Linked DNA regions of Homo sapiens: region 1 is linked to region 2. Evidence: chromatin loops called from intact Hi-C (ENCODE). Cell type or tissue: mammary epithelial cell. All regions are shown on one strand. Links, peaks and the distances in the headings refer to the core of each region. The heading gives the core; the rest is flanking DNA.

The links. A loop is a pair of places that touch in the nucleus more often than their neighbours do. Peaks named below come from ENCODE experiments on the same cell type or tissue, not always from the same donor. Only the 100,000 strongest peaks of a DNase experiment are listed, where the experiment ranks them.
Region 1: a loop joins it to region 2, with 8 times the contacts of the local background. A loop is called at or near these places in 2 of 110 quality-filtered maps.

Annotation. Positions count from the first base shown.
Region 1 is chr10:82,214,504-82,231,394 of GRCh38, reverse strand. All of the region lies in intron 1 of NRG3 (neuregulin 3), which reads right to left. NRG3-AS1 (NRG3 antisense RNA 1) reads left to right here. Exons shown (of 4, transcript NR_120666.1): 3 at 1,030-1,184; 4 at 2,367-2,381. Among named protein-coding and RNA genes, the nearest start is that of NRG3-AS1, 10 kb to the left of the region's middle. In mammary epithelial cell, for the core only: a CTCF peak has its summit at 9,432; no DNase peak of the experiment used is centred there.
Region 2 is chr10:82,787,624-82,804,514 of GRCh38, reverse strand. The region is part of intron 3 of NRG3 (neuregulin 3); the gene reads right to left. Among named protein-coding and RNA genes, the nearest start is that of NRG3-AS1, 560 kb to the right of the region's middle. In mammary epithelial cell, for the core only: a CTCF peak has its summit at 7,818 (motif pointing left); no DNase peak of the experiment used is centred there.

The DNA of each region.
Region 1 (16,891 bases), core at 4,666-12,665, 570 kb after region 2:
TACCTTTTAAATACAATGTGATATTTTTTTATTTCTTATTTTTTTGAGACGGAGTCTCGCTCTTGTCACCCAGCCTGGAGTGCAATGGCACAATCATGGCTCACTGCAACCTCACTTGAACCTTCCTAGGTTCAAGTGATTCTCCTGCCTCAGCCTCCCGAACAGATGGGATTACGGGCACCTGCCACCATGCCTGGCTAATTTTTGTATTTTTAGTAGAGACGGGGTTTCACCATATTGGCCAGGCTGGTCTCGAACTCCTGACCTTAGGTGATCCACCCTCCTCGGCCTCCCAAAGTCCTGGGATTACAGGCATGAGCCACTGTGCCTGGCCAATATAATATTTATAATCCTACATTTCTTTATTATCTACTGACCATTCACTGTAATACTGACAAAATTTATACCTCCACTTAGTCTCCAATCACTTCTCTTACTGCATTATCTAATTTTAATTGTTTACACACTTTTACTACATTTTTATGCCTTTGCATGTTTATGCTATGTTATTTAATAAATCACCATTGAGTGGCATTTTTTTGCCTTCAGCTATAAAAGATGAAGAATTCACCATATGCATACCACCTCTCACCTTCTCTTCCACTTTTCATCCTAAATTGTATCAGATAAATTATTTCAATGTTATTATTCTTTGTAACATTTTCATTCTGTTCTGTAAACATAATTCTCAGAAATATTTTTACTTATCAATGCAGATAGAAATATTTAATATTTTCAACATATTTAATGTTTATCAACAGTTCTTTTGCTGTAATTCCTCTATTCATTTTCATTGTCAGAATATTTTTAAAGGAATCTGGCAACTAGATTCTGAGCAGTATTTCATGTTGAAAACTGTTTGTCAGTTGCCTTACTTTAAAAGATACATTCACTGAGTCTAGGAACATGGGTTACACTGCCTTTTCCTGAAAACACTGGAAAGGCATTGACCTGTTCTTTTCCTAATGTGGAATGTTACTGAGAGGAATTCTGAAGTCACCCTTTGTTTAGGATTTGATCTCCTTTCAGACTCCCCAAAAGATTCCCTGTTCTAGTTGGCCTTCTATATTGGTGGTTTCTGAATACATACCCCAAAGAACCTGAGCATCAGTGAATTCTGGTATCTTCTGGGAGCCCTGGAACTAATCTCTTGAAGATACCAACGGATGACTGTGTTTTAAAAGGTAAGTGGATTAGGATATTGACGGTGATCATTTTGCATAATTTTTTTCATAATGTTGGGCTTCCAAACAAAAGATTAAAAGTCAAAAATGTTTATTCTCAAAACTTCTTCACATCTGGAAAAAGTAACTTTAAACATTTTTTTTCTCCATATATTCGTTTCTCCTTTTCAGGCACACCACTTATGCATATGCTGAACTTTTCTTTTTTCTGTTTGGATTTTCTAACAGATTATTTTCATCTATCCTGACAATTGTTTTAACTCACTGTTAATTTATTTTGTTTCATTTTTTCACTGTTCACATGCTTTTTGATATTTTCCGTTTCTATTCTCCTTTAGGTTATTTCCAATGTAACTTTGGATGTAACATTCTTTTCTACTATTCTTTCCTATACTTAATATGGTTTGCCTGTGTCCTCAACTAAAATCTCAACTTGAATTGTAATCCTCATGGGAGGTGGTTAGATCATGGGGGCAGTTTCCCCCATGTTGTGCTTGTGCTACTGAGTGAGTTCTCACAAGATCTGATGGTTTTATAAGGGGCTTTTCCCTGCTTCGCTCTGCACTTCTCTCTCCTGCTGCCATGTGAAGAAGGACATGGTTGTTTCCTCTTCTGCCATGATTGTAAGTTTCCTGAGGCCTCCCAAGCAATGCAGAACTGTGAGTCAATTAAACCTCTTTCCTTTATAAATTACCCAGTCTTGGGTAGTTCTTTATAGCAGCATGAGAACAAACTAATATACTAATTTTCTTGTTTTATCTGCTTAACAGTCATTTCCTTCTATTTCCTTGCTATATTTCTTCCTGAATTTCTGTTTCCCAAATGTCTGCTTTGAGACATTATTTCAAAGAAGTTATTGTTTTGTTAATGTCTATTGCTTAATTTAGTAATACATTTGGGAATTAATTTCATTTTCTCCATGACAAAATTTTTCTGGTGAATATTTTTCAACTGCTTTCTATTCTGCTTTCTATTCTAATTATTTTAATACCTTGGTATTTATGCTGCAATGGTCCCTTTTACACATGGTGAGTCTTCATAGACTATATGCTGGTAATTTACCTTTGAATATAGTGAGTACTTGGAACTATGGGAGGAGGGTCAGAGTGGGATATAGCACAACAGTAATTGTCAGAGGCTGACCATGAAATGCATTAAAGTGTATTCCTATATCTAGTTTAGCCTTTAATTCTCCCCAGGCGAGAGAGAGATGTCACTCAGGACTGCTTCCGAAGGAGTTTCCCTTGAAGCTTGCTTCACTGTCTGACTCCTTTCATACAAGTGGTAAGTCTCAATGTCTCCTGACTCAGCCTCCGACCCTCCAGTTGCTTCATCACGTTCAGTGGCTTCCAGGCATGCACTTGCCACAGAGTGCATTGTTGCAAATAAGAGATTGTTTTCTCAGAAGGGCATACCATCTACTTCTGAAATGGCATACTGGGCTCTGGAGCCTTTCTTCCAGTATTTGGCCAAAGATTCTTTTCAATAAAGGTTGAATTTCCTTCTAGTTATTTTAAATTAATTTTCATGAGGAAAGGGGGCTGTATCATCATTACCATTTTAAGTCCAAAAGTCTTTTATAGTTCAAATATATTTCATATCTACAAATTAATTTGTCCTTACACCATATCCAGTTACATTCAATGTGGTAACTAATACTATCCCCAATAAAAAAAAAATGAAAAAAGTCCTGGGAAGTTATGTTGTTTATCCATGGCCACACAGCAAATCAATATCATATTTGAATGAAGCATTACATGCTTTCTCTTCTAGGTTAAGTTTTATTCCCACTAAAAACATGACCACAATGTGATTTAGTTATTTTTCTCTTAGAAATTTATCATAATGCTGTATCCCTAATGAGGGGTACAATATGTCAGAAATTAATCTGTGACTCACATTTACAAAAAGCCCCAAATTTGAACTTGAATTCAACTCTACAACACCCACATAAATTTATGTTTATATATACTCATACTATCTTGTGAATCACTCACTCCTATTGTATTGTATTTTGTGTCATAGCATTTAATTTTTAAATCTTTTTAAAAATTGCATTCATAAATTAGAAGTGTCCCAGGTCTCTCTATGGGGTCTGGGTTTTGACCTTTTCCTACAGTTATGTGAGGAAGGCCCTGTTGATATTCTCATCTGAATATACAAGTAGGGGCCTCTGAAACATCAGGGACCATCAATAGGTACACTATCATGCAGGTGATCTCTGCTCTAAAAAGTGAAATGATGAGTGGAACTTTGGAGTTGAGGGTCAGACTTGAGGAAACTTAAATTAAGTGGTAAGTCCCTTGAACTGAAATGGAAAATGAAGGCTGCCCCTAACACCAGAGCCTTGGGGGAAGAATTCATAAAGGAAAGTAATGAGATGTTCTAGAAAGACAAGAAGTGACAGAGAAGTGGAAAGGGTAAAAGGCTTACCAGTCTATCTTGGAGTAATATTTCCTACAATGTCATCTGCCAACACCATGTTTTTTATATTCAAGAAAAGCATTTTATTTAAAAATCATTTATTGAAACTTCTCCACTTTCACTATTCTCTTTCATTATAAAAATCATTCCCAGAGTTTGTCAACACCATTTATTGTTTCTAATCAAAACAATGACAAAGCAATATTCAGATGGAATCATCAGTGTACCACCTCAAATACATTTCATGTCTCTTCTTTGTCATGAGATGAAATTAGATATAAGGTCAAAAGATAAGCAAGTTAAAAAAGAAAAACCCTTTAAGTTTTTTCCCTTAATCAAACCCAGCATCAAGTTCAAAATCAATAAATGATACAATAAAATAATAATAATAATAATAATGAGCCAGTTGTCAAATGCAAGGGTGTGTCAGTTTTCAGGAGCTTAGTAAGTATTCCTGCAATGAGACTCTATAAAGACAGAGAAAGCCCAACAGCCACAGTAGAATGAATGGTTCCAAATTTAAAGTCATTAATGCAAGATCCAGTATGTGGAAAGAGGAAAAAGCAGCAGTGATGATGAACTGAAGCGCTCCTGCACTTACCAAGATACAAACAGCCCAAGTACAAGCTGCAGTGGGTGGAAATGAGGAAGAAGAATAAGGAAAGATGACCTTCTCATGTCTGGACCATGAGAGACCTGACAAAGGAGACAGACATGAACATGTCATACATACCGCCAACATGTGACTCTTAGTGGATTCACAAGAAGGCAAGCAATATGTTATAGCACATATACAGAAAAGACAAGACAAATTTCCTATCTTGAAAAGAGACTTGGCTCCACATTTGTCAATTGAGAGTTTCTGGGAAATGTGTTTCAAAGTTCTCCCAATAATAACAACAGTGATGACTGACAATTATTGAGCACTGAATAGGTGTGAAAACCATCCTGGAAGTATAGAGACTATGAGTCCAATAGATGGGGAATTTGAATCTGGACAACTAACTGTGAGACTTTGGCCAAATTACATGAGCAATTTGAATCTCAGTTTCCTAGTTATAAATGGAGATAAATAACAACTATTTCATAGAGTGGTTAGCATTAAATACAAAGATGGATTCAAACATATAGCATGCACAATGCCTGAAGTGTGTTAAGAACCCAGTCAATATTTGCTATCATATGACCTGCTAATAATTATCCTCACAATTCTAGGATATAAGGGCTAGCATTATTTTTAATATAATAAACAAAAACTTAGGGTTCATAGAGGTTTAGTACCTCATCAGTGTTCAAATAGCTAATAGGTACAGAAGGAGGATTCAAATCAAAATCTCACAAGGACTCCAAAAGCAGCATTGGAGGGTGTGCCTCCAGAAAATGCCTTTCTGCACTTCTAAAATGTTGGCTTAGCTATACCTGCTTTTCTGAGATGTGTTTCAGAAATGTAAGGAGTCCTACACATGATCAAATGTCCCCAGCTTCTAGAAGTGGTAAGAAAGCTGAGAATTCCTTGATGTACAAATGAATAAGTCATCCCTGGTGAGGAAAACTGGTCTCAAAGAGGAGCCACAGACAAATCTCATTTAGTATCCCAGGAGTAATTGCTTCTCCTTTAGGGAAAACTGGATGCTGAAGTGTGTTTATTTCCTTAACATGTTGTTTGGAAGTTTGCCTTTTTTCAATTTTTTGAGTAATATATGGATAGATTCTTGGGGTAAAATGTAAGAAAATTAGAAATAGTATTGTTTTTGGAGATACTAAAATGGCCCTATTTTAAGTGGAACAAACAACAATAAAAAAGTAATACAAGTCTCGACAAGAAAATTAATAACGTAGAAGAAACGGGTATGGAGAGAGCTTACTAAATGACATTATGACAGAAATATGCCACGTGATCTTAATATACTTCAACAAAACACTAAAGTAGAATTAAAACACAAATAACACTAAATAAACTATATACAAACTTTCTCTCAAATATTCCACTGTAAATATTCCTTGGTGATTTTATTTTAACAAGTGAAAATGCAGGAAGGGGATTCCAAACCTGAGGAATATCCTAAGACCTTACTCAATGCCTTGCACATAGTTAATTACATCTGTGTGGGACATGAGTTATCTCTTTCTCATAATCACACTGATAATTACTCTGAGTTTAATTATTTGTACTAGATGTTTGTGTGTGAGGATGTTCGCTTGTGTATATGTTCATCTAGTGCTTTTGTGTTACTCATGTTTTCTTGTTCATACTGTTGTAGGGTAACATGCCCTTCATTCAGAACCAAACCTGTGCCCTGGCTTGGTATATTTCCTCCACCTGCTGAGCATCCTCTCACCCTCTACTTTTACCTGGAAGAAAGAAGACAATAATATCTACCAATCAAGGTGCTATGTGCATGAGAAATAATTTATACTTAGAGTCTATCCTATTATATGTCAGTGTCTAATTAATGTAGCTTCTAGTGGTAATAACAGAAAAAGTAGCATATGTTTTTTAAAGAAACGATATTCTTTCCTTGCAAATGATATTCAACTGATTTTAGGTGTTAATACCGTAGTTAGAACTTGTAATTTTTTAACATGCATCTCTTTTGTCTTCTATTTCCCCACATTAGCATTTAATGTATCATTTTTACTTATCTTTTGTGGTCTTAATCATAATCCTACATAATTGCATTTTTTTCTTCCTAGTAAACACATTTGAAACAACAATTTTCCTGCAAGTTCATTTTTAAAAGTATACTGAATATTGTGAGGTCTGGTGATTTTATTTTTAATATTCTTTTCCTTAATATTTAATAATTTTACTATTAAAATAATAAATAATTGTAGCAGCAATGGTAAAGTGAGCTATGTTCATATTATTCTTGTTTGTTTTAGAAAGTCTCATATTTCTACATTAAAGGTAATGCTTGTTGAAACATTTAATTTTTCCCCTGTGAAAAAAGAAACCCTCTTTCCTATGATTTTTACTGTGCTTATGATGAATAGCTATTGAATTTTTATCAGATACTTTTTTGGCAATTGAGATAATTATATAGATTTGAACAATGTTTTATTTTGATGTGTTCTGTTAAGTTAGTAATTTTCCTGGTGTGGTATCACTTCAGCCTTCTAGGGTTAAGTCATGTAGATTTCAATGCATAAGGCTTTTCATGTCTTGCATCATATTTGCTAATATTATGGATGTTTCCATTTGTTTGCTTATTCAACCAAATAATTAGTAAGCAAGGACTTACTTAAAAGAATTGTGCTGGGTTTGTCAGAAGTTCAAAGATGAATACAAGAGTCACTATCGTCAGGTCACTTAGTTTATTTGAGGGGCAGACATGAACACAGCTATACTACTAGTCATTCTGCTTTCTGCATTCTAAAAGTGCTTTTTTATTCATAAAATGATATGTATTTACTTTTTATGTTCTAGATGCTGTACCTGAAGCAGAAGATAACCTGGCAAAGAAAAGAGTATAGTGCTGCCTTCAGGGAACTCCTAGTCTAGGGGAAGACAGCCAATAATCACATAACTGCTCTAATCAAATATTTCACCAAAATAAAGTATTAGCCACCTCCTAGAATCCAGGCTCTGTTGTAAGTGCTGAGGATACGGCAATGAACATAAATGCCTAAACTCTGCAGTGTTGGTGCTCACATTCTTGTAAATAAATACACAATTGTCCCTGCATGGAGGCCAGGCACTCTAGAATATTAGGGGACCTTGTTCTCACATGGTGGCATCCCTGGATAGATGACACAACTGGCTTTTCTGATGCTGTTTCATACTTTGGCCCAGAATCCGGCAACATTTTCTGTCATGATAAGACAGAGGTTATGTAGAAAAGGAAACAGACTCACTTTGTATCTCTTACAGGTTGTGATCTGGCCAAAAAATAATAGCTGTGCCTATAGCCCTAAGGTGCTGCTTTCTGGAAGCGCCAGAATTCTGGTTCCTTTTCCTTGGTATTCCTGCCCTCCTGCTAGTTGACTACATTTATAAGAGAAAAGAATACCAAGAAATTAGGCAGAACACGTGGAGTGTGTGTCTGTGAAGTGTGTGCCTGTATATGTTAGTGGGGCATCCAGAAGAACGTGGGTGGTGTGTATGTGTGTGTGTGTGTGTGTGTGTGTGTGTGTGTGTGTGTGTTTGGGGTGGTTGCTGGAATATTACTACACTGCATTCTGAGTGCACAAAGGCAGCAAAAACCCTAGTAGTATATTTAGGAGGAAATCAATTTTTTCCATTGTTCAAAATGTCCAGTTCTGATTCTCTCCAACTGAGTTGATAGGCCAGGGGGAAAAGCGGCCAAGGTGAAGCAGAAGTGAGTTAGTAAATACCCACCAGGAATAGCAATTGGCCTGCAGTTGTAGAAAAGCTTCTTCCAAATACAGATCTAGGGTGCAGACTATTACCTATATGAACAGACAGCCTGTCTTGTGATATGTTTTTTTGAGAAATTAAGTACTCTGATACATTCAAAGTAACACACACACCCTGAGATTATCTCAGCTTTATCCATGTTCTAGACCCTTGGTTGGCTCTCCGGCATTCCAGCTGCAGCTGCTGGGGCTGGCTGCAGGCACGTCTGACTGTTCTCCCCTTTGGAGTAGACAGGGTTGTTCTGGCTGTCCCATGCATTGCCTTTCAATAAAGAATCTACACTGAAAGAATTGTTTCGGGTTCTGTTTCCTAGTGAATTGCTAACTGAAGAAATCCTGAGAGGAAATACTTAAGTTTCTCAAAAAGAAGATTTTCTGCTAATCTACTGCAGGATCCAGAAGAAAATTTCAATTTTGTTACAATTCAAAAGCAACATGACTTCCATACAAATGCAAAAATAACATGTTTCTATACAAGCTAGCCAAAAGCAAAATGAAGAGAACAGGACAGGAAAATAAAGCCACATATTAGGATGTAAAAAGTATATGTGACATACAGAAAATTACCACGGAAAATCATACTAGAAATCCACATTGGGGCACTGAAGAGCCAGATTGATGCCAACAATTTGGAAGACCAACTTAAGTCTACCTAGAATTCAGAAGAAAAGAACAAAGAAACAAAAATAGGGAAAACACGGTGGATACAGAGAACAGAAAATAAAGAGCTTGCAGGGATGACTTGTTATTCTTAAAAGGAGAACCCAAACAATTCAAGAGATGTTATAAGAGAAAATGTTCTTGATCTGAAGGTAGTAATTGGTTTTAGAAATGCCCTACAGGAGGCAAACACACCCAGGGACTTGGCCTAATTTGGCCTCTGGCAATGTCTCAAGAGCAGAAACCCAGGGGTCTAATCAACTGGGTCTAGAAACATAACCTTGGTACATCCTTTGTGTCCTTCAGACAGGCAGAACTGTCTGTCCCATATGGAATACTTGTCTAAATCGCTCATCCAACTTATGCTCCTTGTTTCCAACATACCTTACACTTCTCCTGAGTTCTCATCACAATCGGCGTTAACTCCTGATTTATTTAAGAAATTGTTCTATTCTATTACTCACACTAGATTATAAGCTCCATGAATGAAGAGCCTGTTTACCACTCCATCACCAGATAATATTGAAGTTTAGGGCAAAAACTTAAAACAAAAGAAATTTGTTTTATATTGATAAAGGTAAAATACCATAAGGTATTACTTGACATAAAATGTAATGGGCTGAATAACATGACATGATTTATGTGACACAAATGTAAGGCCCTTCCACTATAGGCCAAACATCTATAACAAAGGGACACAGAAAAAGGTAACACTTACAAGAAGAAAGGGTGAGCAATGTCATGTCAGGCAACTGCAAGCAGAAGAAAGCAGGGTGTAGTAGGCCACCTGGAGGATTTGGGAGTAGGTTACCACTGGATGGGAGTGGTTAGTTTGGAAGTGTCCGTCCCGAGGGAGAATGTATTTGTGTTTCTCTTCCTATCTAACTAGAAGCAAGGAAACTTCAGGATGGCTTCAGTGACAACTCTTGGCAACTCAATAAAAGAGCTGGCTCTTTTCCTGGACATAAGGACCATGACAGTCCTGAGTCTCAGGCAGAAGAGATCATTCATCAGAGCCTGTGGTTTGGTTAAAGATTCTATAGCACCTACATGAAATCACTTGTTTTATTTTCTCTTTTTCTTCTGTCCCTGTTATTTCCTTTTGTTTTTAATACAGACTGCTTAACTTTTTCTCTTTGTAACCCTGTTGTGCATTAGGTTTGATTTTTTTCTGCTTTGATGAGCATTATGTGGAATCATCTCTCAATTTCTACCTGCCTGCATCTAATACTAAGGAAACGAGTCCTGGCAGGTTTTGTAGAGTCATAAACTGCATGGTCAGAGGAATTGATTGAAGCCAGTTGGGCACTAGGATCAAAAAGCTGCATTATGGAGGGGGGCTGGAAGGCTGTTCATTAATGATGCTATCTGAAAAATGTTGAAACATAAAGAAGACAGCAAAGTCTGAGAGAATATATAAGACACAAATTTGGAATGACTGCTTTTGACTTTTACATTTTGTGGCCTGTTTTTTTTTTTTCCTCTTTCTCTGTCTTGCCAATTTTTTTTTTTGGCAGTGAGTGAAACTCAAATTAAAATATATGTCTAGAAAAAAATCCTCAGTTCCAAATCAAGCCTACTCCACAATCAAAAACTCTAATTATTTTATAGATATTAAAGGTGTTGCAGGAAGCACAAGTCTGAGACCAGAATACCTACTTAGGACTTCCTTCCTAGCCTACTTATTTTTAAACCACCATTTCTGAAAAAGCATTGATTAAATATATTCCTAATGATCCTGAACAACTGTTGTTTTATTTTTTGAGACAATAGTGTCTTCTTCTGTCACCCAGGCTGGCATGTGATGGTATGATCATAGCTCACTGCAGCATCCAACTCCTGGGCTCAAGCAATCCTCTGAAGCAGCTGGAACTGCAAGCACAAGTCATCATTCCTGACTAATTTTTAAATATTTTTTTGTAGAGATAGGATTTCACTATGTTGTCCAGGCTTGTGTTGTAAGCCTCTTGCCTCTGTCTCCCTAGTAGCTAGGACTACAGGCTATGATGCTCAGCTATAACTGTAATTTTAAAACTAGTATCAAAACTCAAAATGAAATTTGGTAATCAAAAATAGTTATATGGCATGTACAAAGCATGTGGTATTGAGAAACAGGTGTGATATTTTGGAGTTTTTTGCAAGGTATGGAAGCATATTTCTAATAAAAGCCCTCCAGATTCTCCTCAATGTCCACCCTCAGCTAAATGCCTGCCCCCAAACCTCAAGAAAAATCTCCCAGATCTTCTTCCTGTAGGATCCCCCTAACACAATACACTTGATTTCAATTTCATCCCATACATAACAAAGTGAAGGTTTCCTGAAGCTGTTTTTCACTCTAGGCTCACAGACACAAGAAATCCACTCCTTTCACTCCTGTCCCCAGCTGGAATCCATGTGCTTGGATTTGAGTTGGCCTTCCTAAGACCTTTTAGTTGCTATATCCCTGAAAATATGGTCTGTATTGTTAGGTGCCTTAATTATATATTTGTCTATTTGTTCTGAGCAAGGAAAGAGTATTCAAAGGCCCTCAGCAGATAAACACACACACACACACACACACACAGTAAAGATACATGCCCACATGATTGAAGAATCATAATATCTTCCCACTCTTGGTTTTTCTCCTATCTTGACAGCAAAATGATTATCTCACTTTAATTTGCATTATTTGTTGTTTTGTTGTCTATTTTTCTCTACTCACGTCTTCTGGTTGACTTTGGTATTTGTGATTTTCTTGCAGTGATCTGTATCAGTATATGTGTGTGTGTATACATATATATCTTTACTTATTATTTACTCTCGTAAAGTTGTGTGTATGTATATCTTATTGTGTTTCTAAGTTTTTCTCCCTGTATCGTGATACTGTATTATTCCCTTTTTCAATGGATTTGCAGCATTGAGGTGAAATTTGCCAGGAAATACATTTTTATTCACGTAGAACTATTAAAAGGAAAGTCATTTTAATGCATTGGACTATTGTGTACCTACGAATAATAAGACTATTGAGAATCTAGAACTAATTTGCCAGGATACACTATTTGGCGAGATAAGGCATCTAGAAAAATGAAAGAAATAGAATTAACAAATATTAATTCCAATTAACTAATATTAAGACAAGTGAGGTTCTAGAACTAATTTGCTATGATACACTATTTGGCCAGATAAAGCATCTAGAGAAACTGAAGAAATAGAATTAACAAATATATATTGAGGGCCCAAAAAATAATCATGCAAGAAGAAACACAAAATCAGGTCACAAAGTACTAAAGGTTAATGGACATTTATGTAGATGTAGCTTGCAAGTGGATCTTAAAATAGATTCATCTTTCCCAAGAGTAGTTTGATAATTTTTACAGTCTGGACCAGCGAATCTCGAGTTTGGATGACTACGCCCCCCAGAAGACATCTGACAATGTCTGAAGATATTTTTTATTGCCAAAAAATTTTTTTGAGGGGTCACATAGCTACCAGCATCTAGTATGTAGAGGCTAGAGAAGCTGCAATGCCAGGGCGGCCCACACCCAAACAAAACAATATTTAACCTAAAAATTTAATAATGTTAAGGTTGAGAAACCCTTTTTAGATTGACATATATATACTAAGAACAAATGTGTTACTGATGGCTAAAGATGAAATATTATTTGATATAGCACACTTAATATATGCACAGGACAATGTTTCTGTTTTTCTCACAATCCCAAACGTTTCTTTGATCATTTTAAGAAGCACTTAGTGAAAGAATTCTAATAATGGACAAACTCAGATATTCAGATTTAATAGGTTTTTTAAGTATCCCATAGATTGGTCTCCTTTCTTAGCCATTCTCTGCAATGCAAGCCCAACTCCTTGACTTCCCTAGATGCAATCAGCTCATCTATCCTTCGTCTAACTCTCCATTTCTAGCCCTTACTTTGAATCCAAATGTCCATAAGGTGAAATCTCAGGAAACACTTTTATTAAGGTCAGATTAATAGCAACAAATAGACAAGATCATGGGAGGTGGTAATTAAGCTAGGAGATGGCTTTCTAGCTTTGGGAAGAGAGGAAAAGCAGAGACAGAAGAAGAAAGATATGTGGGGAGATCATGAAAATCCCACCCTGAGCAGAGGGCTCAGGCAGAGAAAGGGGGTGAGAAAAACCCACAGGCTGGAAGTTCTGGGCTGTACAGTGTCTTGAATGAGAGTAGCAAAGGAGAGTTCTGAGTTCAAAGATGCATACCTCTGTAAGAAGGGGATATGTTATAGACGCTGTATTTTCCACAGTCTCAGGGCAACACAGAGTGTGTCCTCCATGGCTGAACAGAACTGAATCCCAACAGTCCCTGCCAATGTAGTATATAAGATTACAGAGTCTTGTATATTGGCTAACAAACACATTTTAACCTTTAGTTCCCTGTGAGAACCTTGGACTGAATCTTTGCGGTGAATTTTAATGCAGCTGGTGAAAAGAATAAATTAGGAAAATATTAGTATCAGGAAGACTAATCACGTAATATTATGCTGTTAATTTGTATGGGACATAACCTAAATTCTTATATAAAATAGCCTTATTTCGTTATTATTAATGACTTCATCATATTTACCTTCCTATTTGCATGGAATAGAATAGGTGATATCTCACATGTAGATTAAACACAGGATCGACTCATTCATACCTATTGGTTTTAGTTCATCAATATTTCAAAAAATGTATTTTCTTTGGGTATTTGAGATTATACAGTACTAGAATGTTGAAATAAATTATCTAGGAAATATCCAGACTAAAAAGAAAATGAGAAAATTTGGAAATGAAAGTAGGGGCTAGAAAAAAATATTCATAGTGAAATAAAAATTAATTTCATTAAGAAAGTAAAATAAGATAGGCCTTTTGAGTAATACAAAACTAATACAAATATTATGGAATGAAATTTTAATAACACTTCATTCTTCAAAGGATGTATTACTGCCATGCATTTGCAACATTCGATTCTGCAATCATTGATAGAGGAGGAAGTGTAATTTTAGAGGCTGGTTTTCAAATGTGCTCAGACATGGGAGCACACAGGCCATACTGCTTTTGAAGAACGCTCAGTGTCCTTAGAGCACTCTATCTGTTAGGCAACTATTGCAGAAATAACTTTACATGATTTTCTTGAATTATCACAATAATTCTACGAGAAAAATGTTGTATTTTACATTTTACAGCTGGGAAAAGCTAGGCACTGATTCAGGAGTGTTGCCCAAGACAGAAGCTAGGGCAGTGCTTCTCAAGCATTAGGTGGAATCAGAATAACCTCAAGAGCACATTAAAACACAGATTCTGGGCCTCACCCTCAGAGTATCTAATTTAGAAAGTCTGGGAGGGAGCCTCAGAATCTAGCAAGTTCCCACGTGGTCCTAATGTTGTAGGTCAGGAGAACAAATATTGGAACATCTGAGCTAAGAAGTGTGTTAAGAGCGATGGCACCCAGGTAGCTGGAATGCAGACTCCACACTAACTACCAGCTTACAGCTTGCCAGAGGCACAGCCACATTACACACATGACAAATATGGCCAGCCCCACAGGCACCCTCAACAAAACCTTGTCACATGGAGTAAAAGCTGCTGTTTCTTAGTTTTATATTTGTTCCATTCTAGACCTTCCTAGGAAATGAACAGTTTCAGGAAAGAAAATTTAATAAATAACTTTTAATTGAAAAAAAGTCATGCTAATTAACTTCTTTCTTTGAATTGTGAAACAATTATCTAAATTCCAAGTGAGCAACAGGATTTGTTTTGTCTAGATTTGCTCAGTATGAGTGAACTGCAGAAACAAAATGAGAACTTCTTAAGCCAAATGGCATACTGAATAAGATCAGACAACCTGATATTTGAGATCTGATCTTCACATTAATTTGCTAATTTAAAAAAAGCATTAACTCGCTATACTTGCTATCACTACACTAAAAAGTAATGTGATTCCAAAAACACAATAATACTGGTAAAAACATTTAGAAATACACAGTTTAGAAAGATTCACCAGAGATGATTATTTTCAGTTTAACAAAAAACATTACAGAGTCTGTAGCTATGAGACTGAAGAAAATTTAAGATTTATAAAAATACATGAATACATATTAGAAAATATATCCCTTAGCACAAGGGTATATATATATATATATCTATATATATCTATACACACACACACACACACACACCCAGATATATACATACATATGTATACATATGTGTACACACACACATATATGTGCATATATGTGTGTGTATATGTATAGATAGAGACACATACACACACACACACACACACACATATATATAAAATGTATTTTCTAATTTCTACTATCTTGTCTGTAAACTATTGAGATTTCAGAGTATACTCCAGAGTATATATCAAATTGCAAGGTCATTGATTTTCCACACTTTCTAAGTGCTCCTTTTCCTTAGTTCTAAAAAATATAATCTGGTCTTGTGTAGAAAACATAAAAAAAAAGGCCAGGCGCAGTGGTTCGTGCATGTAATCCCAGCACTTTGGGAGGCCGAGGCAGGTGGATCACCTGAGGTCAGGAGTTCAAGACCAGCCTGGCCAACATGGTGAAACCCTGTCTCTGCTAAAAATACCAAAAATTAGCCAGTAGTGGCAGTGTGCAGTGTGTGCCTGTAATCCTAGCTACTCTACTTGGGAGGCTGAGGCAGGAGAATCGCTTGAACCTGGGAGGCGGAGGTTGCAGTGAGCCGAGATCGCGCCATTGCACTCCAGCCTGGGCAAAAGAGAGAAATTCTGTCTCAAAAAAAAAAAAAAAAAAAAAAGGAAAACATAAAAAATATAAACAAACCACGAATTTTTCCTGACAAATCACACACAAAATCAGAAAGTGTGTAGTAAGGAATTTACACATTTACCATAGATGATTAAACATTATTTTAACTATTTATAAAGGGCTGAATATAATTATCAAATTGCATAAAAGTACAAAGGCATGATGTCAAAAAGTGAAGCCCATAGAATATCAGAAATATCAAATTTTGTAAATGTAAAACAGAGTTTCAAAGTTTCATATATAGGTCAATAGTGTTGTCAACAGAAGTCTGCCTGTGTGATACAAGTTGGGATGTATAATACTGGAAAGCAAATGCCTGCTTCACCCATCGATTGCATAATTTATTCAGAACACATTGGCTTGTCATAGTATTGTCTTGAAAAATAGTAACAGAAGATGATTCTGCAGAAAACTGTCTAAAATTCATGTGCACACACACACATATACACACCACTCATATTAATCAGACTTGTAGCATTGATCATTTCTGATGAAAAATAAATAGATTTCTAATTGGAGATGATCAAGGAGTGGCTGAAGGAGAGACCTCTAGCATATAAACTTTCAGAGGATGCTGGGAAAGAAAGCAAAAAGTGGATTAAAACTAGAATAGCATCTGAATATTTTAAATAATTTAAAATCAAAATATTACTTATAAAAGCCATATTGTTCCATTTGCTATCACCGAAGAAATTCTCTATTCAAATTTGAATTACAACCATTTTTGCTCATCTGACCTATTATTAAATGCATTCGTTCCAGAAATACAGCAAATAATTTCTCATAATTCTTCACATCTTATTATAAGAGGTTAAAGCTTTTTGCTGAATAAAATTTAACTGAAATTGAAAAAATTAATTTCTACTCATTGTAATGATGAATGTCAGAGATGTACATGTTCTTAATTAACTTCCTGTTAATAAAGGATTTCTTTAGATATGAGTACTTAACTGGTATTTGCCATCATGTTGGGGGAATGGGGAATGATCAAGACTGCACAAACTTTAGTAAGATGGATGAGATCAGTGATGCCATAGCTGGAAAAAACAGAAAGTCTACATTTCTAGTTCCCTGCTCTCCTTTGTTCAGACTAGCATCTGAGGAAACTTGTGAAGAAGTCACCGTGAAATAAAAGTCTTTGTCAAAAATAAAAACAAATACAAACCTACAAAAGAAGTGATGGGGCTGGTCATGGTGGCTCACAACAGTAATCCCAGTGCTTTGGGAGGCTGAGGTGGGAGGATCACTTGTGGCCAGGAGTTCCAGACCAGCCTGGGCAACATATCAAGACCCCCATCTCTGTGCAAAAAAAATTTTTTTTAATTAGCCAGGTGTGGTGGCATGTGCCTGTAGTCCTAGCTACTTGGGAGACTACAGTGAGGATCACTTGGGCCCAGGTGTTTGAGACTACAATGAGCTATGATTGCACCACTGCATTCCGGCCTAAAT
Region 2 (16,891 bases), core at 4,247-12,246:
CCCCTTTTATCCTCGACCCCCTGTGGATGCCAGAAACCACGAACAGTACTGAACCTGATTGCTGTCGTTCGAAATACATTTCTGTTCATGTCTTCCACCCACAAATGCAATGCCTTTTCCATCTTAATTAAGCCCTTATCATGCATTGTAGCCAAAACCTTTGCAGCTTGATGTGTGACAGCAAAATTAGCATGAATTTCTTTTGCCTTCTTCAGAATTTCACTTAGAAGATTCATTCTTACCATAGATCTTAGCAATGTCAGCATATAATTTTTTCTTTCCTTATTAAGTCCAGAAGTTTCACCTTTTCACTTAAAGGAAGCACTTTGCAGTTTCTCTTTGGCGGGTGCAAATTGACAGCATCACCACTCTTGCACTTTGGGGCCATTAAGTAAAACAAGGGTTACTTGGACACTAGCACAGTGCCACTGTGATGGTTGATCTGATAAGTGAAACAGCTACTAAGTGACTGGTGGGCTGGGAGCACGGATGGCGCGGATGTGCTGGACAAAGGGACAAAGCATAATGGTGTGAAATTTCATCACAGTATTCAGAACAGTACACAATTTAAAACTTATAAATTGTTTATGCCTGGAACTGTCCACTTAATATTTTTGGACTATGGTTGACCTTGGGGAACTAAAACCGTAAAGTGAAGCCATGGATAAGGAGGGACTACTTCGTGTGTTCAAATTATTGAGCTAAATATTTTTTGTAGCCATTATCTCATTTAATTTTCCCCACGATCCTGTGAGAAGTATTGTTGTCTTCATTTTATAACTCAAAATACATATTTACGCTTCATCATGGGCATGTCTGACTTGAAAGCCCACACTCTTTCCTCAACACCGGAATAACTCAATCACCACCCTTTTATTCATCTGCAATGTTCTGCAAATGATGTCAAAGAGATTCTGATTCTCTCATAAAGTCAAAAAAATGAATGAATGAAAGAAAAAGAAACTCTTTAAGGTGAAAAATTATACATCACAAGATTTCTGAGATTTACAAATGAGATTATTGAACTAACATTTTTTTAAATGTGCCCTTCAGCAAAGATGAAATACACATACTTCTGTTGATGCAATTGTCTTCAATGATTTATTAGGAGATAGATGGGTAACTAGATTTCCCTATCTATTCTGTCATTTAGAGTCCCACACAAATAAGCGCAGAAACATTTACAGGCAATTTAAAAGAATATTGACCACACATTTCCAAAATAAACTTCTAAACCGACTCTCACATCCACAGATAAAGTTTTCTACTGCCCCTGTCATACTACAACCGAATCCCTTGAATGGTCTGCACTCATTCAACACAGGTGCCTTTACTGGAGGGGAGGATCATCTACAGGAAGTATAGGGGTCTGGAGTCCTCACAGAGTTCTGAATGCAAAATTCCTCCCTTAAGATTCACATAGCCTCAGACGGTTTCTTTGATACTCTTTAAACCAGAATTTTCTACATCATAAAATCTTTGTGTTAGTTCAGAGGATTGTAGTAAACATTCAACACAATCACAAAATAAGGAACCTAGGGAGGCTGGGTGCGATGTTTACATCTGTAATCCCAACACTCTGGGAGCCAAGACAGGTGAATCATTTGAGCCCAGGATTTTGAGACCAGCCTGGGCAAAATGGCAAAGCCTTGTCCCTACCATAAAAACAAAACAAAAATAATCAAAAACCGAAAATTAGCTGGGCTTGGTGGTGCGTGCCTGTAGTCCCAGCTACTTAGGAGGCTGAGTGGGGCAGATGGTTGGAGCCCAGGAGATCAAAGCTTCAGTGAGCCGTGATCAGGCCACTGCACTCCAGCCTGGGTGACAGAGCGAGATCTTGTCTCAAAAAATTTAAAAAAAATAAAAATAAAGGGCCTGGTAAATAGTACTACTCCATGGGTTGTCCTGTTCTTCTACATTAACCCTGATATTTTATGTAGACACAATTTGAAAGATATATTTTTGTCTTGAAATCAATATATCTGAGTAAATATCATAAACTGATAAGGATATGCAAGGTTCTTGGCAGTTGCTGTAATTTTTAGTTTCTCAGTTTTAGTCCATTAAACCTGAGCTCACCAATTTGACCCCCTTGATCAGCATGTTTGTTTTCAAAAAAGTTAGATCATGCAGAGTAGCCTCAAGCTGATTTATAAAGTTTGAAATATTTCAAACCCTTTTGCACATTCATTTTCTGCTAATATCCACTCTCCCCTGACTTCCAGACATTTGCATTTATCCAAGATGCTACTCATTTGTGGCAACACACCAGGGCCTCCTCTCTCTGTCGTGAATGAGCTCTGTTTTCTCTCACTTTCCTAGCACCCAATCAAACATTCTTTAACTATATCTGATCTCACAAAAGTATTAGAGTAAAGGAATTTGGTTAAAAAACTCATACTACGCACCTCTAGTGGATTCAGCCCATTCTTTTACCTAGATGACTGCTGTTTTTCACATGCTATTTGAAACAAATTAAATGGGTAACTAATGGTGGAATTTTCCTACTTTTTTGGTAAGAGATGCTTTCCTCTCATTCCTAAAATGAAAACTGGTCAAAGCAGCTCACATACAAGAGACTTTGGTAATTTAAAGGAACCCGAAGAAAGCAAAGCATGGGATAGCAATGGATCATGTTGAGTGTTACATTGAATGTGTCTATTGGAACAGATATTCTGAATTTACCATCACATCACACAGACATTACAAGGAGAAAACAAATGCCACAGGGGCAAGTGAATATATCCATCCTCCAGAATATTCCTCTCCCAAGAAATTCTGCGTACTCTTCAAATAGTGTCTTGAAAGATAAGCCCTGTTTGCACCAGGTAAACAGGCTTTTTACCACTAATATGTCTATCACATTGGACTCTGCTGCCATTCTGTAGCCTGGCAAAAGGCAGCTGAAGATTACAATTTTCCATTTGCACAAAGTCCAAAATTATGAACTCTGTGGATACCAATGACACAATGATTAACCCTTACTTCTCCAATGCCACAGCTTGATGGCTGTAATTCATTGTTGGAGGGCTTGGCAATCTGCTACTGGCCTTAATGACACATTCCAGATGGAATGTGTCAGCTCATTTTTTGAAGACAGAAAGAAAAAGAAAGATGTTTTTCTAACACTATCTTGCCAACACATAAGGAAGCTGATGGAGTGACCACTTCAACTATAAGTTTTCATAGTTACTTCAGTCTTACGCTCTTAATTTCCAGTGCTTACTGATCCCGATACCATGGATAAATCTCTCCAGATTCCTGAGATTAAACATGGTGGTTGGACTGATATGGATACAGTGGTTTAAAATATGTACCTCCAGACAGTGGCCACATCTTCGAAGTGCAACTTTTCTCTAGCGGAACACACTAGTCTGCCTAATAGGCATGTTCCATCACATGCTCCTTTTCCCAGGACTCAGTCATTTGAAGTATCTTTGCTGCATTCACTATACCACTATTTCTCTATCTGAACACAATACTCATTTACTTTCATAACCTTGCCTTTGCCCTTTGATAAAGAAGAATTCAATTCTTTCCCACCTTCCAGCTCCCCAGATCTCTTCCCCTTAATTAGGCAGTCTTAGGATACTTCAGTTAACAGCCTTTCCAGCTCAATTGTGCCCCTAGCTCCTCTGTGCACCAGCTGTCCACCCACATCAAGTCAAAGGATTTGGATTCTGCTCAGGTCACCTTAAGGGAAGTGAAAATTCAAATTGGGAGACTCCTAGTCACATTTAGAAATGCCTCCTTCACTAGCATTTGAGACTGAACTCTTGCTTTAATATATCTTATTTGGTACTTTGCAGCTTGTTTGCTAATCTCCTATAACTTCCAAATATTATAATACAGAAAATAGACTTCATTAATACTATGTATGCCACTTTCATCATTTTTGTCATCATCAACAGCCAAATGTACTAACATTAATTAAGCACCTACTAAATGCTAGGCAATATCATTAACATGTAATATGCACACTCTCATTCCCTATAACATTCAGCACAGTAAATTACTGTAAAACAGAGTTCAATATTTGTTAAATGAATGAATGGTGCTAATGATTGGGATGCTTAAAAATAAAGCTAAGTCAATGTTAGTGGTTGAATATGTTTCCCTTTCTTGCCCGTAGGTAAAAATAATTGTTATAATAATCACCCTGGGGCTTGCTCATTTGTTAAAACCAAAAATCACAAGGGAAACTAAGAAATATCCTAACCAAATGTAAGATGTCTCTCACCTTCCGCAGAAAAGTAAAGATGTAGAAACCCAGAGCATTGCTAAAACATTTTGCTAATGTTAACTTGATTTTCAGATAGCTAGCAAATATAGTTTTTTAAATCACAAGTAATAGTCTAGAAGGCGATAGAGACAGAAAACCGAGAAATAAGATTCAAGCACAAGAGAGTCAGAAACCGGCTATAAATCCAAAGAGGAAGCAAAGAGAACCAAAGGCAGGAACCTTAAGAAAGACACTGAAGTCAAGGGACCTATCCAGACATGGCCAACATGACGAAGGGTGTATCATGGCGGGTCCAGCTCTTCTATTCTTGGACAGTGGACCTCCATGGAGCCAGGACCAAGGCAAGATAAAAAGTCAAAGGGATTCACAGAAACCACTCTTCCAGTTGAACTGTTGTTAGGGAATACGAGGAATACTTACATTGTAGGCAGTGAGTCTTGAAGTTGCCAGTGAAAAAGGCCGATGTTTCACTGCCCTTTTCACTATCCTCTTTGCTCAGTACCCTGCCTGGAGACACTGTCTGCTACAGTGTCTCACTTGGCTTCTTGAATTAGAAGGAACCCTAGAGACCTAGAGATTCTAGAGTTCACCATTGGGCCTGGTGCACGAATCCCCCATCAGTGTTGTCAACAAATGCTACATGGCTTCTGCCTGTATTTCTCAAAAGACCATCTCTTACATAATACTCCAGTTTCTAGAGAGATTTCCTTTACGTTAGACTGAAATGTCTTTTTTTTTTTTTTTTGAGACGGAATTTCGCTCTTGTCACCCAGGCTGGAGTGCAATGGCGCAATCTCACCTCACTGCAACCTCTGACTCCCCGGTTCAAGTGACTCTCCTGCCTCAGCCTCCTGAGTAGCTGGGATTACTGGTACAAGCCAACATGCCCAGCTAGTTTTTGTATTTTTAGTAGAGATGGGGTTTCACCGCATTGGCCAGGCTGGTTTGAACTCCTGACTTCGGTGATCCGCCCGCCTTGGCCTCTCAAAGTGCTAGGATTACAGGTGTGAGCCACCGCACCCAGCCTAGGGTAAAATCTCTTTACCTCTCTCATTTTCTAGACACCGGAGCTCTTCTCCAGATATACAGCCGCACCAATAAGTCTCAGCATCTTTTGTTAGAACTCTATCATGCTGATATACTCTGTTCTTGGAAATTATCTAGCCCCTGGCATATAGCAGGTACTCAATAAATTATTGGCAGACTGCTTGACTACATATTGTCTAAATAATCCTCTTCTATATCATTGAATTCCACTATCAGAATGACTGACATCCAATTATCCTATGAACCTTGAGTATCTCCCAGTCACCTGCAGAGCCTCTGTGTGACCTACCACTGTCTGCATTCCAACTGACTCCAGCCCAGCCAGTCCTTCTCTATATCCCAAGGGGTCCGAGATAAGGATGTAGGAGTGGGAAATGTGAGTAAAAATCAAGTTGATGTGAGATTACAAAATGCATTAAAAATTCCACACACAAAAAATCTGACCGTCTCTCTATAGCCCAGTGATTTTCCATTTATACACAGTAGCTTGCAGATGTTTCGAGAACTCTTCATTACTATGCTTCTAGTTTCTAAGGAATCTGGGATTTGTCTTTACAAGTGATTGTAGTTGCAACTGTAAAAATAAATTATAAAATTTTCTTTGAGGAGAGAAGTGGCTTCATACTCACGCTTTTTTCCTTTGGGGTGTTTCCTTGTAAACTTAATAAACCCCCAAACAAGATAGTCCTTTTGATTCAGTTTTCTGGCCTTCTTCCCCTTGGAACTGTAAACCTACAAATTAGCTCTGTGCTATCTCACAACTATAGAGCAGATGACAGGGCTCATCTATTTATCTCTCAAGGAGATAAGAGAAGTTTCTATTGTTCTTTCTTTGACTGCTGTATAGATTTGTGTAAGATTCTGTCCAGAGTTTATAGTTTCTTGTGTGCCACCTTATATACATGTCAACCTGGTAATGCTTTCTCAAAATTAAATTGTGTTTCCTTTATTCTTCTGTATTGGAACTGAAGAATCTTTTGTTGCAGGATTGTTTCATTTACCCAATACTATAACTTACTGTGTATATTTGGTCAGCCCCTAACTCTGTGGGTTTTGTGATGTTACAAATATCAGGGTACAAGGTACTGTGAGTAAGAGGAAAACAGTGTTACACTTTTTTTCAAGTAGGTTCTCAAAGACATTGCCTCAGGTATACAAAAGAGTATTGAAAAGGCAATAAATAGCAATACACTTCTAGAGGATAATACCTTGAACCATTTTAAGGGTATTTAAAAATATTTTAATGTAGTCATGATTATTTTACTAGTTACTGCACTGTAATTTCTTCTGACTTGTTTTTCTTAAAATTAATTCTTTCAACTGTACTAACAACAAAACCAGGTTGAGAATCTGTTGCCCTGAAGAAGACAGAGCCAGGTCAAATATGCAACTTCAGGAGGCCACATTCACAGTTTTGTTTACATTCATAAACTCCCCTAGAAGACAACTCCGATCTACCAATTGAGATCAGTTTGACAACATCACTAGCAGATGAGACAAAATGAAGTCAGAGAAGGCAAAAAACAGTTATTTATTGCAAGTAGAGAGTGGTGTTGAGGGAGTGGCAGTGAAGAGTTAAAGGAGAGAACAGATTCGAGGTACTTTGGGGGCAGACATGAGCAAACAAGGACATTTGATATAATGAACATGACAAAGAAGAAAGCAGTGATGGATGCTTCTGGAGTTTTGAATCTGAGTGACAGAAAAAAAACATTGTTTTCCAAATTATGAAATTGTATATGAGAGGTAGATTTAAGCACTGAGTAGGTGACTTTGGACATGACCCACCTGAAATGCCAGTGAGACATCCCAAAGGCACCTGGATAGTCAAGTATGGAGCAGGTCAAGAAGTGAGGGGTTTATTTGAAATGCAGCCATATTTAAAGTTATTTATAAACTTTAAAAGTTGTTGCAGCCACTGGGCCAAGTTAACTGAAAGATGTGGCCCAGAGAGAGCCATAGGAAACGTCCCATTTCTATGGCAGTGATGAAGAGCCATGAATTAGAGCAGGAAGCAGTAGCTGCAGGAGAATTAGAAGGACTAACATCTTCCAGAGTCCAGAGCAGGAAAGACTTTCAGAACAACAGTGTCGAACGCAATGGAGTAAAAATGAAGACTGATTGTAAAAAGGTTCATTTTCATTTCTAAATTTGTCCTGTTACTTCTCTTTTTAGATCTTAATTTTTCTAATTGCCTCTTTTCAGAGTTTTTCTAATTCTGGTATACATCTTTTTTTCATAGCTTCTTATTTTAGCTATTTTTAAAAAATATTAGGTTGTAGTTTTCATTTGTTTTGGGACTAGCTTTATGGCATAATTTCCTTGTCTGCATCATTCTGTTTTCATTCTCCTTCCCTGTAAGAATTTATAATAAGTTTGTATAAGAGTTGACCAAGATTTATTTTTACCCCTATTCCTCTCCTCTCTTCCTCCTCCTCCTCATCTTTCTCCTCTTTTCTTCTTTGGAGTTTCTTTGTACTTTTAGGAAAGAGGAAGGGTCAGGATAGTTTTCTAGCATTATGGCTCTAGGGCTCCCTCTCCTGTCATTTTTGCAAAATAATAAATGAGAAAATAATTTTAAAATTCACATTCACTGTGGTAATGCTGCTTTTGTTCCTCCTTTTCTTTGCCTCCCCCTCTCTCTCTCTTTACCACTTTATTTCCTTTGCTTCTATTGTAGCTATTTGATAAATTTTGGTTTTCTCTCAACAATTTCACATTGGTGCGGGGCTTTGTCTTGGATGGACATTCCATTTGATTAGTTTTGAGAGTCCACAGGGTCCAGAGGGCTGCAGCACTTTCAGACTTCGCTGCAGAGTCCTCGTTCTCTCCCATGAAATGGTTTGGCTGCTGCTCTATGGTGGACTTGACAGGCTTCCAATAGGAGCTGATTGACAATCTGGGGTACCAGTCGGCTTTCAGACTCTTATTTTAGTATTAAGTTCATGGAGATTTTGCAATATACTCTCTAATCTAGTTGTGTTTGTTTTAATGATAGAATAATGTTTTCAGTACTGAGTAAAATTGATACTTCAGGAGAATGCACCATATTCATGATCTCACATGAGCCTAAAAGTACACCCACAACACAGTTTGAGAAGCTCATAAGTCTGTCTTAGACATTTTATTATGATTGTGGGGACACTGAACAGACTTCAGTATGCAGTATTATTTAACTTGCCTTTGAGAACATACAAAAGTAAATATGAATCGATTGGTAAAGGAGAGGGATGAAACCACAGAGAGGAATAGAGTTAAAGGAACGACCTTCTTTTAGAATTGTTAAACAAGATTATGGGAGGCCATTGTTTCAGACTGAACTCCTGCACTAGGCCCTAAACGACCAGACCAAACCAAAATGGAGTCACTCATGCTAAATGCCACATAATTAAAATGAAAATTTAAGAAAGCAGATAGATCCCCAAACAAAACAATCTTTCCTGAAAACAAGAGATTCCAGTTTACCTCAGTAATCCTAATAAGGAAGTCTCTTCTGCTTTACCCCTTTAAAAAAAGTAACCTGAGGTAATATGATGCTTACTAGATTTCCATTTTTCTATTTCCTACTTTTCACCTTTCAAAACCCAGTGTTTTGCCCCTGCCCAGAAGAACACTTGTTCAGTTTTGTAGAATGAAGGCTGCCCTGATTCATGTATCACCTATAAAAGCCAATTAGATCTATAAAGAAATTTGTTGTAATGTTGTTTTTGACAGTCTCAAGAAGACATTAACATTTTTTAAAGCATGGGGAAGAATCAGGAGAGATGAGATGGAAAGACAACTGTTGAATAAAGAATATAATAGTAAGGAATAAAATCCAAATGAATAAAGCTTTTTAAAATAAAGACATTAGCTCTGTAACACATATCCTGTCATGAATGTGCACACATACACAAAAACTGTGGTCTTGATGATATGTTTCACACCTTGGTTGTGGTAACAGTATCACAAGTGTCCAGACTCATTAAGGTTATATACATTACATGTGTAACTTTTTAAAAAATGTCATTATACCTCTGTTATACCAATAAAGCTTTTTTATAAAAAATACTGCTTTCTCTTTTGTGATATCAAATTACCATCAATCATTTATTTGAAGATATCCAGTAATGGAAATCAATTATTCTGGATAGTACTCACTTAACATAGAGATCTTCATTTTACTTCTGTATTTTTATACGTGAGTTTTATATATTCCCTCTTTCTCAGTGACAGCATAGAGAAGAAATTGATTTCTGTCCACATGATGATTTGACTGAAGAAATGTGAACTTTTGGTGGGGAGAGAGGTTAGAGCTTAGTTTCCCTTTGTCTGTCACCAATATTACATTTGGGTGAGTGGCCACTATTTCATATGGGAGACATTCCTCCATTAGAGGATGTAAAGGTTGATGGAGGAAGAGAGTTAGAGTGTAGATCGATGGTAGCTGAGCTCCACTGACCCACTCTGGTAACAGAGCATTTTACTCTTCGATGTATTTAAAATTCATCTCTAAGCCCAAGATGAATTTTGTGACAATTGGAAGTTAAGCTTGAGGGCAACTTGGTTAGTTCTACCCAAGACCTGTTTGAGCTGCAGCCAAGCCCAGCTCTTAGGTACACAGCAGCATGGCAGTGCCTACAATTAACATGCTTTCTTCTGCTTATTAAGCATTGTTTTCAGTCACAAAGCATAAGCCTTTAGGGAGTAAACAGTGTAAACAAATGAGCAGATTAGGCTTTTATTAACCCAAAAGTCCCAAAATTGCACAGCTCGGCTGAATAAGCACCAGTTTATAGTAACTAATTAGAGAACATTTCAGGCCAAGGAATAAATTTTGGTTACATAAAAATTCTACTGGATCAATTAACACCAAAACCTTAAAGAAATATAAAGATTGCATCTCATACCAGACACAGAGGATGTTGGTTCCCTAGTCTGATACTAAAACTGATTCCAAAAGGTGATTTGTGGGAGAGAGAGGAGATTTAATTATGGATTTGTGAAGTTTGTTTTTCTTCCACCAAAAAAAATTGATGCCATTATGAATGAGATAGGATATTTAATTTATTATCTGAGGCACCTTCCTATGCTCCAAACATAGAACAATGAGACACAAAGAGAAAAATAGAAAATCAGAGAGATAATTGGGCTAAAATCAAGAAAACAAGTACACAGAATAGAATAGAAATAGAAAGTGTTGTTCACAGCTGAAGCAATAGTTCAGGCAGTTTGAGGGAATCAAAGCAGACAGTGGTAGCTAAAGGTTACACTATTACAGGTAAAAAAAATAAGTGAAAGAGAATTTGGTAGACCATATTATACTTTAATATAAAATATTAACCCTCTAGTGGGGCAGAATCTACTTTATTGTGGTATTAATGTTAGGCTTGGCCTCATGACTTGTTCGAGTCTATGGAATGTGAGCAAAAATGATATGATGCCTTGTGGAAGAAGCTTTAGAAGCCACTGATCAGTTTTCCCATATGCTTTTGATCCAGGAAGAGACAATCTCATCTATCTCAGTCACAGAATAAAAGTGATGATAAGACATAGCCACAGGACCCACAACAGACATTAAAGATTAGTGAGAAATGAAACTTCGTTGTTGTTTTTTAATGCCACAGAGATGTTAGGGTTATAAGCTATTGCAACATAACCTTATTCTGAATGACACCTGGATCTGAGAAGGCTTAAGTTTTAAATCTCCCCAGAATAAATAAGGGGGTAGAGAGATGTCACTGAACACTTTTCAGATTTCTAGTTCCTGGTAGCTGCAGGCCTAGGGAGATGACAGCCAGAGACTTAAAATGAGACAATAAGATGCTTCCTGACTGGGTGACCATATCTACCCTCTCCCTAATACTGTCTCAGCACAGATACGTCCAATTACATTATAGTGATTCATTATTTAATGTGAGCCAAGAAATGGTAGGGAGAAAAAAGTAAGCATAAACAGAGAGGAAAAGTAAAATGAAACACAACAAACTCCCACTCAAAAATGAGCCAGCAAATCCAAATTCCAAAATTCATGTGAAATTTAATGTTAAAATTACAACCATCACAAACAATACACAGAAGAATTACTCCAGATGGAATGATCAACATTTTAAAACTTACAGACGAATGTTTCAGGAGAGAAATTTTTTTTAAATCTTCATTTTCAAAAACCAAAATAAAAAACCCAAGAGATTGTTAAAAATAAAAAAAGAGAGAGAAGAAAACTCTGAGTTTATTGGTAGGATTAAAAAAACAAACAAACAAAAAACCTCTGTGGTGGCTTATGCCTGTAATCCCAGCACTTTGGGACGCCGAGGTGGGCGGATCACCTGAGGTTGGGAGTTCGGACCAGCCTAAACAACATGGAGAAACCCCATCTCTACTAAAAATACAAAAAATTAGCTGGGCGTTGTGGCACATGTCTAAAATCCCAGCTACTCAGGAGGCTGAGGCAGGAGAATGGCTTGAACTCAGGAGGTGGAGGTTGCGGTGAGCTGAGGGCATGCCATTGCACTCCAGCCTGGGCTACAAGAGCAAAACTCCGTCAAAAAAATAAATAAATAAATAAAAACCCTCAATTAAAATAAAAAAATAATTAAATCATCCTAAAAATTTCAAAAACTAGTCACAATATAGAAGAGTTTGTTAAACTGGAAGACAATATTTAAAATTTAACTCAGAATGCAGTAGCAAGACCAAGACAAAAAACATTGAAATAACACCTAATAGAGATGAAGAATAGATTAAAAGCTCCAACAGGAAACAAAATAAGACTCAAAGTCTTGAACAGAAGGAATAACAAAGACGTAATAATTGAAGATAAAACTGGTGAAAATTTTTCAGAATTAAAGATACAAATTAAAATTCCCTTTGAGTACCCAGCAGAATAATGAAAGATAAATTCACATAAATCTATGTTGTACTGAAATGCCAAAACTTTTAAGACCTATCAATGAAGAAGAGTACTTCCAGATGATAAAGTAAGTCCCTCCAAACATCTAATTACTTCCAGATGATAAAGTAAGTCCCTCCAAACATCTGTCTCTCCATAAAATCAATGAAAGATAGGTAACATTTGTAAAAAAAATCAACTTTTTTTAAGAACTCTAGAAATAAACCAAAGGCTTGTAACAATCTAAGGAGTGTTTATAGAAGAAAAAAGGCAGAACCTTGGTAAAAATGACAACAACAAAACCAGCAAGCTTTGTATCATTTTAAGCTCTATTTCCATCCCCCTTTCCCCAGCTCTGTGTGAACTTTAAAATTTAACAATCTAGCAGCCATAAAAGCAGTAAAAACTAGAAGTCCACTAAACACTGGAAGAGGTAGAGTTTGGAGATCTTCAGAAGTTCCAAACTGAAGAACTGTCACTTTTTTAAACTTTATCTGACCTGACTTAAAGCTCATTCAGGGAGGAAAGCCCTATCATAAGAGAGTTTGTTGAAGCAATCAGCAGCAATTGTTTAACGTGGCTGATGCCTGAGGCAGCAAAGCAAGTTGGGGCAAACAAGAAGCTTGTCAAAAAGCTTAAGATGAAAATATGGGGAATAATATTTCCTACTGGGCTTTGAAAATCTCTACATATTCCCAGGGATTCACAATGTTATACGCATGAACAGAGTTGTGCACAAGGGTAGGAAAGATCCCAGCAGGCCCTACTCTCTCACCTCTGTCTGATCTTGAATCCTGAAAAACCAAGAAGTGAAGGTAATTACAGAGTTGTAAACTGCTGGAGCACTGAAGGCTTGCCCCAGCACAAATGTGAATATTTGGCAAAGGAAGAGAGTTCTACTTGATGAAGATATTTAAGGCAATCTCTGTAGAAATCAGTGGACCACTAAGTTAATGGAAAAGAGATGTCAGTGGCTGCACATGATAAGGAATACAGACTTTACAGAATTATTCCAGGAAAGTTACCAAAAATGAAAAAAAAACCAAAAAAAAAACAGCAATAAACATCAGTAATCAAATAAGAGCTTTGGCAAGTGGAGGTGAATCTGATTTTCAGAGCTGTCACATTACGTTACTTAAATTGTTCAGCTTTCAATAAAAATTATGGGATACACAAAGAAACATAAAAGTAAACCCATGTGGGGGCAGGAAGGGGAAAAGGAAAGCACAGCAGTAAGTTAAAGTCTCTCCAAGGATGCCCATACATATATTGATGTTAATAAAAAAAAACTTTAAGTCAGTTAAACATACTTTAACGTATCATAATATGTTGAACAAACTACAGGACTTCATATCTAAATAATTAAATAAAATATGAGAATAATACCTTAAACAGAGAATATTAATAATTATATAGAAATTATTTTTAAAATAAATAAATAAAATGTGTCATTGAAATGGGCAATAATTGAAATAAGTTCACTAGAGGGGTTCAAAAACAGATTTAAGCAGGCAGAAGGAAAAAAACAGTGAATTTATGATAGCTAAATTGAGATTTTATGGTTTGAGAAACAGAAATAAAAAAAGATAAATAAAAGGGAACAAAGCCTCAAAAAGACTATGTGGTACCATCAATCACACTGACATATGCATAATGGAAGTCCTAGAAGGATGAGAAAGAAAATAAGGCAAAAAGAATACTTGAAGAAATTATGGCTGAAAATTCCCCAAATTTGTTAACAAATATTAATTCATACATCCAAGAGGCTCAATGACCTCCAAGTAAGATAAACTAAAAGACATAATAACTTAGACCCATCATAATTAAACTGTCAAAACACACATACAATGAGAGAATTGTAAAGGTATCGAAAAAAGGAGTCATCGCATATGATTTCCAACGAGATTAGTAGCAGGCTTCCTATTAGATACCATAGAAGCCACGATGTGGTGGGATGACATATTCAAACTGTTGAAAGAAAAAAACCAATAGCGAAACTGTCCTTCAAAACTGAAGGAGAAGTAAAGGTATGTCTATGAGAGAAATAAAGAGAATATTAATTAATAGCAGACCTGCCCTACAAGAAATACCAAAGGGTGTCCTTCAGGCTAAAATGAAGAAATAGAAAAAGCACTGGACAGTACCCTAAGTTCACATGAAGAAACAGGGTACCCATAAAGATAACTACATAAATAAATATTAGAGACAATACAGTTTGTAAGCCCCTTTCTTTCCCATTTGATTTAAAGGGCAGCTACATTAAGCAATACATAAAAACTTCATTGATTATATTATGATGCATAAAGTCATATGCATATGCTAATGATAACAGTGCAAAAGGAGGAGAAAATGGAACTATCCATGAGCAAAGATTGTCTCTACCACTGAAACTAAGTTGTTATCAATCCTAGATTGTTTTAAGTAAAAATGTTTATTGAATTCCTACATTGTTTTAAGTGAAAATGTTCATTGTAATCCACAGGGAAACCACTACAAAAATAAAATTTAAAATTACATCGTTAAAAAAAAAAGGGAATTAAAATGGTATTTTAATATATTCATTTAATACTAAGGAAGGCTGTGATAGAAGAATAGGGAGTAAAGAAAGACCCATAATGCCTGAAAACAAAGAGCAAAGAGGCAGAAGTAAATCCTGACTTGTCAACAATTACATTAAATGTAAATGTGTCAAACATTCCAATAAAAGGCAGATATTAGCAGAATGGACTTAAAAATGATCCAACTTTATGCTATCTACAAGAGATATACTTCAGATTCAGATTATATGTATCAAATATCTTGAAGGTAAAAGGATAGAAAAATGATATGCCATGCAAACATCAACCAAAATAGAGCTCAAGTAGCTCTACTAATATCAGGCAAAATAAACTTCAAATAATATAAAAAGAAGATACATAGAGTGAGATAAAATATTTGCAAATTTTATTTCTAATATGACACTTGTCCACTGAGTATATAAAGAACACTTACAACTTTAATAATAAAAATGTAAAGAACTCATTTAAAAATGGACACATTATTTGAATAGCTATTGCTCCATAGAAGATTTTAAAATGGTCATCAAACATATGAAAAGATGGTCAACATCATTAGACATTATTGGAATGCAAATTAAAACCCTAGTGAGATACCATTTCTTGAATATTATAATGACTAAAATAACAAGAAGACAAAAAGTGTTGGTAAGAATATGAAGAAAATTGAATTCTCATATATTTCTGGTGGAAATGTAAAATCTTCACAGTTCTTCAAAATGATAAACATGGAGTTGCCAGATGACCCAGCACTCTATTCCTTTTGAGTATATATATTCAAAATAAATAAAAACATAAACACATGAAAACTTGTACATGAATGTTCATAGCACAAATTTGAGAATGACCCAAATGTTTATAAACTGATAAATATGTAGCGTATACATACATTAGGATATTATTTTGCAATACAAAGAATAATATGTAATATGACATAGGTGAATATTTAATACGTTACCCTAAGTGAAATAAGCCAGGCACAAAAGACCACATAGGGTATGATTTAAAAAAAAAATTTTTTTTTTGAGACAGAGTATTAACATTTGATAAAGTTAGGCATTGGGCAAATATGCATGCTTCCAGTGAGGGTTAAATAAAATAACATATGTATATTTTTTAAGTTCCTGATTCAAACTCGGAGCTTAATATATCTTATTTTCTCCTTTGTCTTCTCAAAGGAGATAGTTTATTCTCTTTTCATTATTTTTTCTTCATTTTTTAATTTTTTTGAGACGGAGTCTCACTCTGTCACCCAGGCTGGCATGCAGTGGTGCAGTCTTGGCTCACTGCAACCTCCTCCTCCTGGGTTCAAGCGATTCTCCTGCCTCAGCCTCCCGAGTAGCTGGGACTACGGACATGCACCACCATGCCCAGGTAATTTTTGTATTTTTAGTAGAGATGGTGTTTCACCATGTTGGTGAGGCTAGTCTCGAACTCCTGACCTCAGGTGATCTGCCCACCTTGGCCTCCCAAAATGCTGGGATTACAGGCATGAGCCACAGCTCCGGTAGTTTCTTACCTTTATGTGATTCTATTTACCTGTATAAGATCTTAAAATACCATATAAGGCATAAATACAACATAGGATCAACCAAACCCTTCTGCTCCTGCTGAATAATTTGAGTTGCTCTACTTCTCAAAAAAGTAAACACCAATAACAATGCTAGATTCCCTAATTTCAACCTAAATGAAGCCAACAACACAATAAAATAAAATATATGAAGTACAGTTGCTTTTAATTGAGCAGCTTTCAAAATTTCTCTCACAGGAAATATTCTTAAAACTCATAAAGGAATTTCAAACTCTATTCTTTTTCATTTGATGAGTTAGTCTGTGCTTGTATGGCATAAGAAGGCCATTTGCCTGCAGCCTAGGTCTGTTATGCCTGGAGTAGCCTTTGATAAGTAAATGGAGACATAGCCAAGTGGTTCTCCCCACCATAGTAGCCTGCAAAAATTGGGCTCAGAATTCAAAACAACCAGTGATGTGGAATGGCCTTGACATTTGTATTTGACTTTTGACATTCAGATTTATTGGCACTCATTCTTCATTCCTACACACTGAAAAAAGAGCAGTAACAAACAAGGCCAGACAATGTCATGTGGACTCCAGGGATCTGCAAAATACCAATTTCTTAAGCTTGCAGAAGCAGCCTCAGCATGGATTTGAAGGCAC